Linked DNA regions of Homo sapiens: region 2 is linked to region 1. Evidence: chromatin contacts called from ENCODE Hi-C or POLR2A ChIA-PET data. All regions are on one chromosome and are shown on one strand. The core of a region is the stretch at or near the end of the contact, and the rest is flanking DNA. Distances in the headings are between cores, read along the strand shown.

The links. Hi-C counts contacts between places; a loop is a spot of excess contacts on that map. ChIA-PET counts read pairs that join two places held with the same protein, here RNA polymerase II (POLR2A).
Region 2: a loop to region 1 is called in a map of Caco-2, with 2.3 times the contacts of the local background. The contact joins the enhancer-like site here to the promoter of LINC02308 in region 1. A Hi-C loop is called at or near these places in 2 of 168 maps with a recorded cell type or tissue (Caco-2 and mammary epithelial cell). POLR2A ChIA-PET finds 5 or more read pairs at or near these places in 3 of 52 experiments (A549, B cell and activated naive CD4-positive, alpha-beta T cell).

The regions. Positions count from the first base shown.
Region 1 is chr14:81,448,086-81,453,711 of GRCh38, reverse strand. LINC02308 (long intergenic non-protein coding RNA 2308) reads left to right here and starts at 3,555. Exons shown (of 3, transcript NR_109999.1): 1 at 3,555-3,823. RefSeq lists an enhancer at 3,258-4,232.
Region 2 is chr14:81,382,875-81,388,500 of GRCh38, reverse strand. All of the region lies in intron 3 of STON2 (stonin 2), which reads left to right. Among named protein-coding and RNA genes, the nearest start is that of STON2, 15 kb to the left of the region's middle. RefSeq lists an enhancer at 2,018-2,518. Within about 2 kb of position 3,345, at least 2 of the 41 ENCODE cell types and tissues checked have a DNase peak (open chromatin) inside an H3K27ac peak, as active enhancers do.

The DNA.
Region 1 (5,626 bases), core at 2,306-4,805:
GTCTTTCCTTTGATCAGCTGACAATCTAGCTGGAGAACAGGCACATTAACACACGTAGTAGAAACTGAGCTATAACCATGTACAGCTGAACATACTTACCCAAAAAATGATATAACTGAAGCAGAACCTGCAGCTAGGATCTCTTTGTGACTGTCCCTCTGACAGTCTGAGATGGGAGAATGTATTGCAGTGGTTCCAGTATTTGCCATATATTAGGTCCTTTTTGAAAAAAAAAATTGAAGGACATTCATGTAATGTCCTATTTTTATGTATTCAGGTAATGAACTAGGAAAGCCACAAACCCATTTGCCTGCCCCTTGTAATAATTCTGACTTCCACCAGGGGACCTCAGCGCGTGTGTTTTTAACCACAAGTCTGCGGAATGGGACACCGTTCAGAATAGTTTGACAATGTGACTTGTAATCATTCACTTAATTTGTTTACAGCTCTCCGTGCATCACTAATGTAAGGATAGACTTTGAATGACTGTCTTGGAGACATCTATGGGATAAAAGAGAAGCATGGGCTCTGGAATCTGAAGATTCTATTCCATTTCTGCCTCTGTGTTGTGGCTGTGTGATGCTGGCAAATTACAGACCTCAAGTTGAAATAATGAGCATCATAATTACCCATGCCCTGCCTTCCTTAAACTGCCCCCATCCCCAAACTTCTACGAGGGCTCACAAAGAAGCTGCTTCACTCACCCAGTCGCTGCCCTGCATCCCTGTCCAGAACTCTGCCTGCACCCTGCCCCACCCTCCCAACTCTCTCCTGCCACGTCTGCAGCTCTGCAGGCAGAGAGGGATAATTCCAAACCGCAGCAATGGACAGGGACTCCGGGCAGCAACTCAAGGGCACAGTAACAATAATGGATGTTAAGTGCTTATTCGGGGACAAGTAGATCGTAGCTGCTCCATGATTTATTCCTGTCCCCTATGAATATTCTCCAAGTAAAATAAAAGGTTTAGATCTGCGCTACCGCATACAACAGTTACTTGTCCCATGTGGCTGGTGCCAGTGAGGCATGCTCTAAGTGTAAAACCCACACAGTCTCCAAAGACTTCACAGGAAAAGCAGATGGACAATATTGTTTTAGTCCACGCAGGCTGCTATAACAAAGTACCACAAACTGGGTAGCTTATAAACAACAGAAATTTATTTCTCACAGTTCTAGAGGCTGGAAAGTCCAAGATCAGGGCCCCTAGCAGATTCTGTGCCTGACAAGGGCCCACTTTCTGTTTCACAGATGGCACCTTTTCTTTCTATCCTTACATGGTAGAAGGGGTGAGGGAGTCTCTCTCAGTCCTCTTTTTTTTTTTTTTTGAATCAGAGTCTCGCTCTGTTATCCAGGCAGGAGTGCAGTGGTGAGTGGTGTGATCATGGCTCATTGCAATCTCCGCCTCCCTGATTCAAGCAGCCATTCTCCCACCTCGGCCTCCTGAGCTCAAGTGATTCTCCTGCCTCAGACTCTTGAGTAGCTGGGATTACAGGTACACACCACTAGGCCCGGCTAATTTTTGTATTTTTAGTAGAGATGGGGTTTCACCATGTTGGCCAGGCTGGTCTCAAACTCCTGACCTCAGGTGATCCGCCCACCTCGGCCTCCCAAAGTGCTGCTATTACAGGTGTGAGCCACCACACCTGGCCTCAGGCCTCTTTTTAAAAAAAATTATTTATGTATTTATTTATTTTCATAGAGATGTAGTTTTGCTATGTTGCCCCGGCTGATCTCCAACTGCTGGCCTCAAGTGATCCTCCTGCCTTAGCCTCCTGAGTGCTAGGATTACAGGCCTTTCCTATAAGGGCTCTAACCCCATTCTGAGGGCCCCACCCTCATGACCTAATCACCTCCCAAAGGCCCCACTTTCTAACACCATCACTTTGGAGGTTAGGATTTCAACATATAAATTTTGAGGAGAAACAAACATTCAGACCATAGCAAGTACTTTCATTAATACTTTTTGTTTGATTATATGTTCAGATCATAATAGATTTGATATATTAGGTTAAGTAAAAATATATTATTAAAATTAATGTAGCTACTGAAAGTTTCAAATTATATGTATAACGTACATTATATTTCTATAGGAGGACAGTATTGGTCTTTACACAGATTTTAAGGTTCTGTCCTGCTATGAGGTTCCATGATTCAAATACGAGCAGTCTTAGAGGGGAAAAGAAGTTCCAGGCAAGCCTTGCACTTAGCCATCCAATCCTAGGGAATTATCCTACAGAAACACACATGGGGATCTGCACGATGCGTGTATGTTTGTAGTATTGTTTGTAGCATGAAGAAAAAGGCTGAAAACAAACTAAATGTTCAACAGAAAGGAACTGGTTAATAAATGATAGTACATCCATGGGACATGTACAGGCATTAAAAAGGCAAGATATTTCCCGTAAGAATCACCTGAGACACTTATTAAAAATATCAATATAGGCCAGGTATGGTGGCTCATGCTTGTAATCCCAGCACTTTGGGAGGCCAAGCTCAGAGGATCACTTAAAGCCAGGAGTCTGAAACCAGCCTGGGCAACATAGCAAGACCCTGTCTCTACAAAAAAATTAAAAACAGCCAGGTGTGGTGGCACATGCCTGTAGTTTCAGCTACATGGGAAGCTGAGGTGGGAGAATCACTTGAGCCCGGGAGATTGAGGCTGCAGTGAGCTACGATTGTGCCCTTGAACTCCAGCCTTGGGAACAGAACAAGACCCTGTTTCTCTCTCTCTCTCTCTCTCTCTGTCTCTCTCTCTCTCTCCACACACACACACAAAGACTTCCCCAGGTGCCTCCCTGAGAAATTCTCATTCAGCAGGTTTGAAGTGAGACCTGTCAATCTCAATGTTTAAAAAGCACCCCTGAGAGATTCTGATTTCCAGACAAGTTTCCAGACACTAAAACAATTGGTAAGTATATATAACTGCATGGAAAAAATATGCAAGATAGTGTTTGGACTTATATTCTATGATGCATTTTTGTTTATAAAACAGGATTGCATATGTATGTTTGTGTGTAGAAATACACACACTGATGTATAGAAAAGATTTGGAAGGACATAAGCCCAGCTGCTATAGGTGATTACCTCTTGGAAACGGGAAAAAAGAAATGGGCTTTGCATTTTTACTTGCATACTTCAATGTTTGTTTGTTTATGCATCACTTACAGGAGGGGGACAAGAACCCCCTCGTGATTTCATCAGTTCCCAAGTGTTTGGGGAGGGTGAGCAATGGAGGAAGCCAGGGGTGAGGCAGTCAGCTGCGCTCACAGCCATGGCGTCACACCCCAGGGACTGCCCATTGTGAAGTCCCTTGGGGTGCCCCCTCCCTGCACTCTCATTCTTCCCACTAGCCCCAGACGGGCTCTGCCATCAACCTGCAGCTCCTCCTGAGCTGCGGCTCTTCCCGCTCTGCCCCCAACACAAGGAGAGCCCCGACTTGGGAGGAGGGCTTTTCAGATCGCAGCTTGGCCTGAGGCAGAGCCAGAGCGATGAGGTCACCCAGCACAGCTGCTAACTATTTCAAGGAAACAGGTGGTGGCTCTGGCCTTTTCATGGGCTTGGAGTTTTCTGGGAGAGGCCTCTTCAAGGGCGTCCTTGAAGCCCAGCCATGGATGTCCCTGTGGTTGGGAAAGGGGAGCTCAGGGTAATGGAGTATCCTCAAGAACCTGCAGATATTACCTCCCTCCAGAACCGTGGTCTCAGCCCTGGCTGCATATTCCTTCAACGGGAGGGCTTTAGAAATGCTGTGCCAGAGCTGCACCCCAGACCAACAAAATCAGACTCTCCAGGATGCGGCCAAGGCATCAGTATGTGGAAAGCTTTCAGGTGAGTCCAATGTGCAACCAAGGTTGAGACCACCGGTCCAACCCTTGCAACTAAAGGCCCTGGACCAGCAGCATTCCCTGGAAGCTCGTTAGAAATGCAGAATCTCAGAATCTGCATTCCAAGATCTCCAGGAGATTTGTGTGCAAAGAGCTTGGAAACGCTGCTGCTACAGGTAGACGTGGAGCTAGAGGATAAACACGTAGGCTCTGGGGAGTGCAAAAGGGGTGAAATGCCATCTAAGCCCTTGACTTCTCCCCCTTGATGTAATGAAGATAACAAAATCTTCATCTTGGATTGTGGTGATGATTCAGCTTGACGATGTCTGTACCTGGTACTTAGCACTCAGTATATATGAGCTTCTATTTTGTTAGGATCGTTACTGTTTTTAATCCTGAAATGCAACCTGCTCAGTTGGCCAGCCTGCTATGAGCATGTGCTGGCTGTGTTTTTTGTCCAGCTCAGCCCTCGTCCTGCCAGCATCAAATGTCTTTTCTCTCTGGGAACTCAGACACAGGGACCAGAAAGTTCATGGCTCAATCCAGACTGTCTCCGATCCCAGAGTTGTTTTTCCTGTGAAAATCATGTGATTGCTCCATCGCTAGGGAAAGTCAAACAATAAAAGGGTGTAGGTTCTCGTAATTGCTGTGGAAGCTGCAAATGTGGAGTGTTTCTGTGCCAGCTGGAGAGGAGAAGGATTTGGGAAGGAGGGTTCCAAATCCTGCCTCCCAGACTTATTGGTTGTGGTTCAACTCTGGACTGAGAGTCTGAGGAGGTGGCCCCGTGAAGATTGGAGAATCAATCACTGATCTGCGACAAACAGTGCATAGCATCAAGCAATTCTGTGCTTTCAAGGATAGCAGTCTCCCTCAACAATAGCACTTTCTTTAAAAGCCCTCTTCATTCATTTAAAAAAACATTAATTAAGCATTCCCTAAGTGCCAGGCATTGCACTATTATCTCATTTCATCATCAAAGTTACACTTTGGGGCCGGTATTACTCTCATTTTACAGGCAAGAAAACAGGCTCAGAGATGTTTGGTTCTAGGGTTAAACAGCCATTGGATAACAGAATTGGAATCATACAGAGGTTGCCCTGAGTCCACAGTCCCCCTCTGGGTCACCCTATGCTACTACTTCTCCCCAATCCAGGAAAACATGGTGTTGGAGGATGGAGCCCCTTTTAGTGAAAGACTGGGCTGTTTGTTATTCTTTGTGTTTTTCCCTCCTACTGTTGAGACTGGCACCATCTCCTCAAGTCACTCTGCCAATCCCTTCATTCTCTGAGAGGGAGGACATTAGTCCACTATGAACTACAGTGTTGCATTCGCAAACTGCAAGAATTGAAAATAATGTCTCTTACTTTCTTTCACGTTTCCATTCGAGAAACATTTATTGAACATGTCAAGAATTACACAGAGAAGTAAAAAGGAGCCATGGGTCTTGCTTGGGGGACAAGAGTGTGATAGAATGAGTCCTGGCCTCTGGGAGAGTGGACAATATGTGATAGTTTTATGGGTCTAAAAGGAGGGATTTCAGGCAAAGGGAACAACGCAAGCAAAGGTACAAAGACAGAGAGTATATCTTTGTGCCTACCTTTTTTTTCTTTTTTTTTTTAATCACTAAAATGCAGGTTTCCTGAAATAAAAGCCAATTGGAATTATTTTTATTTTTATTTTATTTCATTTCATTGCATTGCATTCCATTTTATTTTTTTTTTTGAGACAGAATTTTGCTCTTGTTGCCCAGGCTGGAGGGCTATGGCATGATTTTGGCTCACTGCAATCTCTGCCTCCCAGGTTCAAG
Region 2 (5,626 bases), core at 2,096-4,595, 65 kb after region 1:
GGAGTTGTTAGTCCCCACCCTAGTGACCTGGCTGCTACTTATTTTATTGTGCACTGAAGCATACCAAGGTTGATTGGAAAACCAGGAGCAACAGCTGGTAGGAAAAACAACTCCAGAAATGCTTAAATCATCAAGGCAACAACTTTCTCTTGGACTTTAATTAGGGCAGGGTTTGAAGTGAATAAGTGCCATCACGGTTGGCCAGGGAAAAAAGGAGATATACAGTCTCCCTTAGAAACATATGATTAAAATTGGTCAGGTGCGGTGGCTCACGCCTGTAATCCCAGCACTTTGGGAGGCCAAGGCAGGCGGATCACAAGGTCAGGAGTTTGAGACCAGCCTGGCCAACATGGTGAAACGCCATCTCTACTAAAAATACAAAAATTAGCTGGGTGTGGTGGTGGGTGCCTGTAGTCTCAGCTACTTGGGAGGCTGAGGCAGGAGAATCGCTTGAACCTGGGAGGCGGAGGTTGCAGTGAGCCAAGATTGTGCCACTGCACTCCAGCCTGGGTGACAGAGTGAGACTCCATCTCAAAAAAAAAAAAAAAAAAGAAAAGAAATAAAAATATGATTAAAATAAAATGAGAGTGACAAAAGCCTTTTTTTTTTGAGACTGAGTCTCACTCTTGTCACCCAGGCTGGAGTGCAGTGGTGTGATCTCAGCTCACTGCAACCTCCGCTTCTGGGTTGAAGTGATTCTCCTGCCTCAGCGTCCTGAGTTACTGGGACTACAGGCACCCGCCACCATGCCTGGCTAATTTTTGTATTTTTAGTAGAGATGGGTTTTACCATGTTGGCCAGACTGGTCTTGAACTCCTGACCTCTGGTGGGTGATCCACCCACCTCAGCCTCCCAAAATGCTGGGATTACAGGCGTGAGCCACCACGCCTGGCCTGACAAAAGCCTTTGTATAACCATATATATGGAAAAAGAGCATCAGTTCTTCAGACCTGAGTTTACTAGGAATGAAGAAGCATATGGAATCATACCCCTTGAATCTTTTATGAAAATTATGTTCAACATTAAAACCCTTGAAATTTGAGGGAGGCCAAATGAGGGATTCATACCTCTTTGACTTCATAAGACCCATTTGAGTCGGGCCATGTTGATAAGTGAGCTCTTTAGAAGATTTTTATTAGAACCTTTAATGTCAAATACTTAAATTAGCCACAAGAACACTGTTCACATCTCCCATTTGAGGTTGCCATATGATTTAAGGTTGTATGGTGAAAAATGTCAACAAATTTAACTGAAAACTCATTTATTGAACTCTGAACTAGATGCATAGATATTCTACAAAACCATGAGCAGAACCAGCATGTTTTAAAAAAAAAAAACAACCTTCTGGTGTTAAATCAAAATGAAATTTTGTATAGTTCTCTAAAGAAATTTTTTTGAAAATGAACCTAAACCCATCTCATGTCTTATTCACGTTGAGTCCTTTAGCCAATAGTGTTCCTGACTATCTCTAGTTACAAAAAGTTTGATTAACATATAAGGCTTCCTCTGGCTTTAAAATTCCACCAGGTACCGGGAAGAATATAGCAGTCAGCCCATCTATCATCCAAAATCTTTATACTGTTCTCTCAAAGCCAAGGCTGATTTTAAGTACGTACATTTTACAAGTGTGGGTGTGTTTAGAACATGTCTGCAAATGCCTGCAGACAAATGGACTAAAAGAGCAAAGTTCATCCTTAAAATTTAAAAAGAAAAAAAAATTAAGGCACTATTGTCAGCATGAAGCTTCCTGTTCACTCATATGCTGACCTTCCTCCAGGGACATGGTAATTTTTCTGCAAGGCCAGGGCTGAATTGGACCCATTATGCAGATACTGCAGGATGTGCATAATTACAAACAACAACAAAAAAACCCTTTCATTTCCGGAACTTTTGTCCCATAGCCCAAGCAAAACACTAGTATTCCCTTATGCTTCAAACGTCTTCCCTAAAAGCTTGGGCTAAGGCCTTCCCATTGTGTCTGGGGAAACTAATTATTTGGGACCAGAGAAAGAGCCACTTGTTTGGGGGAGGATCAGAGATGATGTCAGCCATTTAAGAGGGAGGCAGGGGTGACAGCTGAGAGGCTTCATCCTGAAGAAGACTAGCCCCGCCGTTAATTTCTATTATGTTGTTCATTCTGGCTAATGGGGGTAGTGAGTGGTGGGTGGGGGTGGAATAAGATATCCCAACCCTTTTGGTGAATATGTGGACAAGGCCCTACTGCATTTTGCATGCATATGTAATTCCCCCTGCAACAGAAGAGGCTTTATTTTTTTTAATACCTTCAATTGTTCTTCTGTGCTTCTAAATGTAGTTAATGACCTTTGTGGAGTCCGTCTCAGAGGATGCTGTACCCAGGAATAAATTTCAGCAGAGCCTTTCCTTCTCAGGGCTGATGCCGTCTCTGATCCTCTCCCCTGGGCTCCGTCTGCTGTAATTGCACTGCCTCTCTCGCCGTTCCAGGCCAGTTCACTGCTGCCCTGGCTGTTCCCTCTGCCCTGAGAGCTTTTCCTCCACATTTTCACTCCAAACTCTGCTCAAGCATCGCCTCTGCAGCGGGGGGCCAGAACCCTCCACCTCCACTCTCTAGCTTTTTTCTGCTTCAAATGTCTTCACAGCCCATGCCTCTACCTGCAATTGGGTCAAATATGCATTAGTTTACTTGTTATTATCTCTCTTCTCCATAAAGGGAAAGACTTTGTCTATCTAATTTATTCTTTATTCCAGAATATGGTTTGAGGAACTTAGTAGGTGCCCACCTAGGATTTGCTGGACTAGTGAAAGGAGAGAGAAAAGATGGACATGAAACCTTCTGCAGAATGACTAAGTGACTGACTCCCATTTGTGGGGCTAATGAGCTGTTAGGTAGAACTTGAAGGATGGCGCCCTCAGTGAAGTCAGCTTGTTGTTTTTTAAACAAGATAGGCAAGGAAACTGGCCTCTTACCCATCCTGTCCCCTTCTTTTCAGCTATTTTCATAGGGTTATGATTTCCCATTGTTCCACACACATATGTATGTGCATACATGAGTGTATACACACCATGGACATATACATAGATACATACACACATACATACATACACATACACAACTACACCTATATTTTTTTCCTGAGGCCTGCTTTAAAAAGCACATTTAAAAGCAATAGTTTTGTTGTATTTAAAAGTGTCATCATGCCACGGAGGATGGTGAAGTGTTCTTAAAAATAACTCTTTCCAGTATCTAAAAGGAAACAGAATATTTTATTAAAACTCCAATATTCTCCTCTTGCAGAGAATGTGCAAGCTCACCCAGAGAGGCCATGTGGCCTAGCTCACCCTTGGTGTGGGATACAAAACACAATAAACCACCCAAGCATGCATCAATTAACTAGTTCATTCATGCAGAAAAAAATGTAGGTGCTGGGAATACAGTTATGGGAGAGCTGGACACAGTCCCTGCTCTCCCCACGTTGAAGTTGCCTAACAGTTGGGCAATCTGTTACTAATGGAGCTTTTGGGGAGTGAACAAGAGCTCCTCTGAGCTAGTCCTGGGAGCAGTAGCTGCTTCATACTGCCAGCTATGAAAAAGCAGAGGAGCCACAGATAAAAGAATGGAGTTAGATCTATTTTCTGTGCATGGATGGGCACATTTACACATCAAAAAAATCCTATAACTCTGGTGATTAAACATCAAAATATAAAGGACATGACATCAAAATATATGTATTTAAAATTTTAATCTACCCAGGATCCCGAAGGACAAGAAGAAAGAAAAATACTGTATTAGCTGACAACTTGCAGATTTATTATTCACATAATCCATGTTATTTTGATTTCCCGCTTTATGCTCACGTTCAAGTCATGTTCAAACACTGTGGATACAGCCAAATACTCGTGCCCCATGGAGCCCACATTCTGCGGGGGGACAGGGAGGGGGGTTCATACCAGAAACACACTAAAGAAGTAAATATAAGTGTGTTAGGGGCTGGGCGCGATGGCTTACGCCTGTAATCCCACCACTTTGGTAGGCTGAGGCGGGCAGATCACTTGAGGTCAGGAGTTTGAGACCAGCCTGGCCAACATAGTGAAACCCTGTCTCTACTAAAAATACAAAAATTAGCCGGGCGCCTGTAATCCCAGTTACTCGAGAGGCTGAGGAAGGAGAATTGCTTCAACTGGGGAAGCAGAGGTTGCAGTGAGTTGAGATTGTGCCACTACACTCCAGCCTAGGCAACAGAACAAGACTGTGTCTCCAAAAAATAAAATAAATAAATAAATAAATAAAAATAATACAGTAAGTGTGTTAGGTAACAAACTGGGAAGGAGAGAAAAATGAGGCAAAACAAGGGACTATGGTGAGGGGGATGTGAAATTTTCCATAAGGCCAGGGAGTGACTGTTTGAGAGGTAAATGTGAGTGAAGACCTGGGGGAAATGGGGCAGCAAGCCTTGCAGAAAGTAGGGAGGAGTCTTCCATGTGGAAGGAACAGCAAGTGAATAGCCCTTGAGGGGCACCTGTGCTCTTGGTGTGTGACCGGAGTAGAGTGAATGTGGAGAGAAGACAAGGAGGTGAGGCAGAAACGTTACAGAGACTCAGACACACAGGTCCTTGGCAGACATGTTGAGGACTTTGATTTTTTATTGTGGGTGAGATGGAAAGCTAATGGAGGGTTTTGAACTGAGGTGTGGCCTGATCCAGCTTGAGTTTCAACAGTAATTCTGTTAAAACTGTGTGGCAGCTATGGTGTAGCGGTTGAGAGTGGTGTATCTGAGAATAGACTGGGAGGAGAGGACAGAGGTGGAGGCAAGGAGACCAGGTAGGAGGCCACTGTATCCATCCAGGCAAGAGAGGATTGTGGCTTGCAGCAGGGTGGTAGCTTGGAGAAGGCAGGAAGTGATTGGATTCCAGATGTATTTTGAAGGTAGGACTAGCAAAAATTGTGATGGAGCAACTGTGAGAAGAATCAAGGATGACTTGATGGTTTTGTTCTGAGCAGTTGAAAGGATGCAGGGGCTGGTTTGGAGGGAATAACAGGAGCTTAGTTTTGGACATGTAAAGTTAGAGACCCAGATGGAGATGTCAAGTCGATTTGGACAAAAATATATGTTTGAGAATAATAACCATCACCACCTAACCCATGTTGAGTACTCTTTTTGTGCCAAGCACTTTTGCTAGTGCCTCATCAGTATTAACCTAATCCCCTTAGGAGGTTTGTACTCTCTTCAGCTCCATTTTACAGGTGAGAAAAAGGAGGAACAAATGGATTTGAGCAACTTGCTCCAGGCTACAGGGCTGGATTTGGTATGCAAACCAGGCAGTCTGGATCCAGGGTCCCTGATCTTAACCTCATAGGAAAGGAGAAGAAGCAGATATTGATCTTTCCTTCACTTTATTCCTTCAAGCTGGATGGATGTGGCTTGAAATATGATGGCAGCATCCTGTTTTTACCTGGCTCAGACATCAAAGGTCTGGCCCCTGGGAGCAGAGTCAGCTCCAAGCCCAGTACTTTCTTTCAGCTAAGCTTGTGGCCTGAGGACATTCAACTAAGAACCTGAATAAAATAACTTATCGGAGATTTCTAAGCCGAAAAATAAACAAAGTGTATTAGAGCGAATGAGAACAGTTTGTGAGAGGCAGAAGCTTT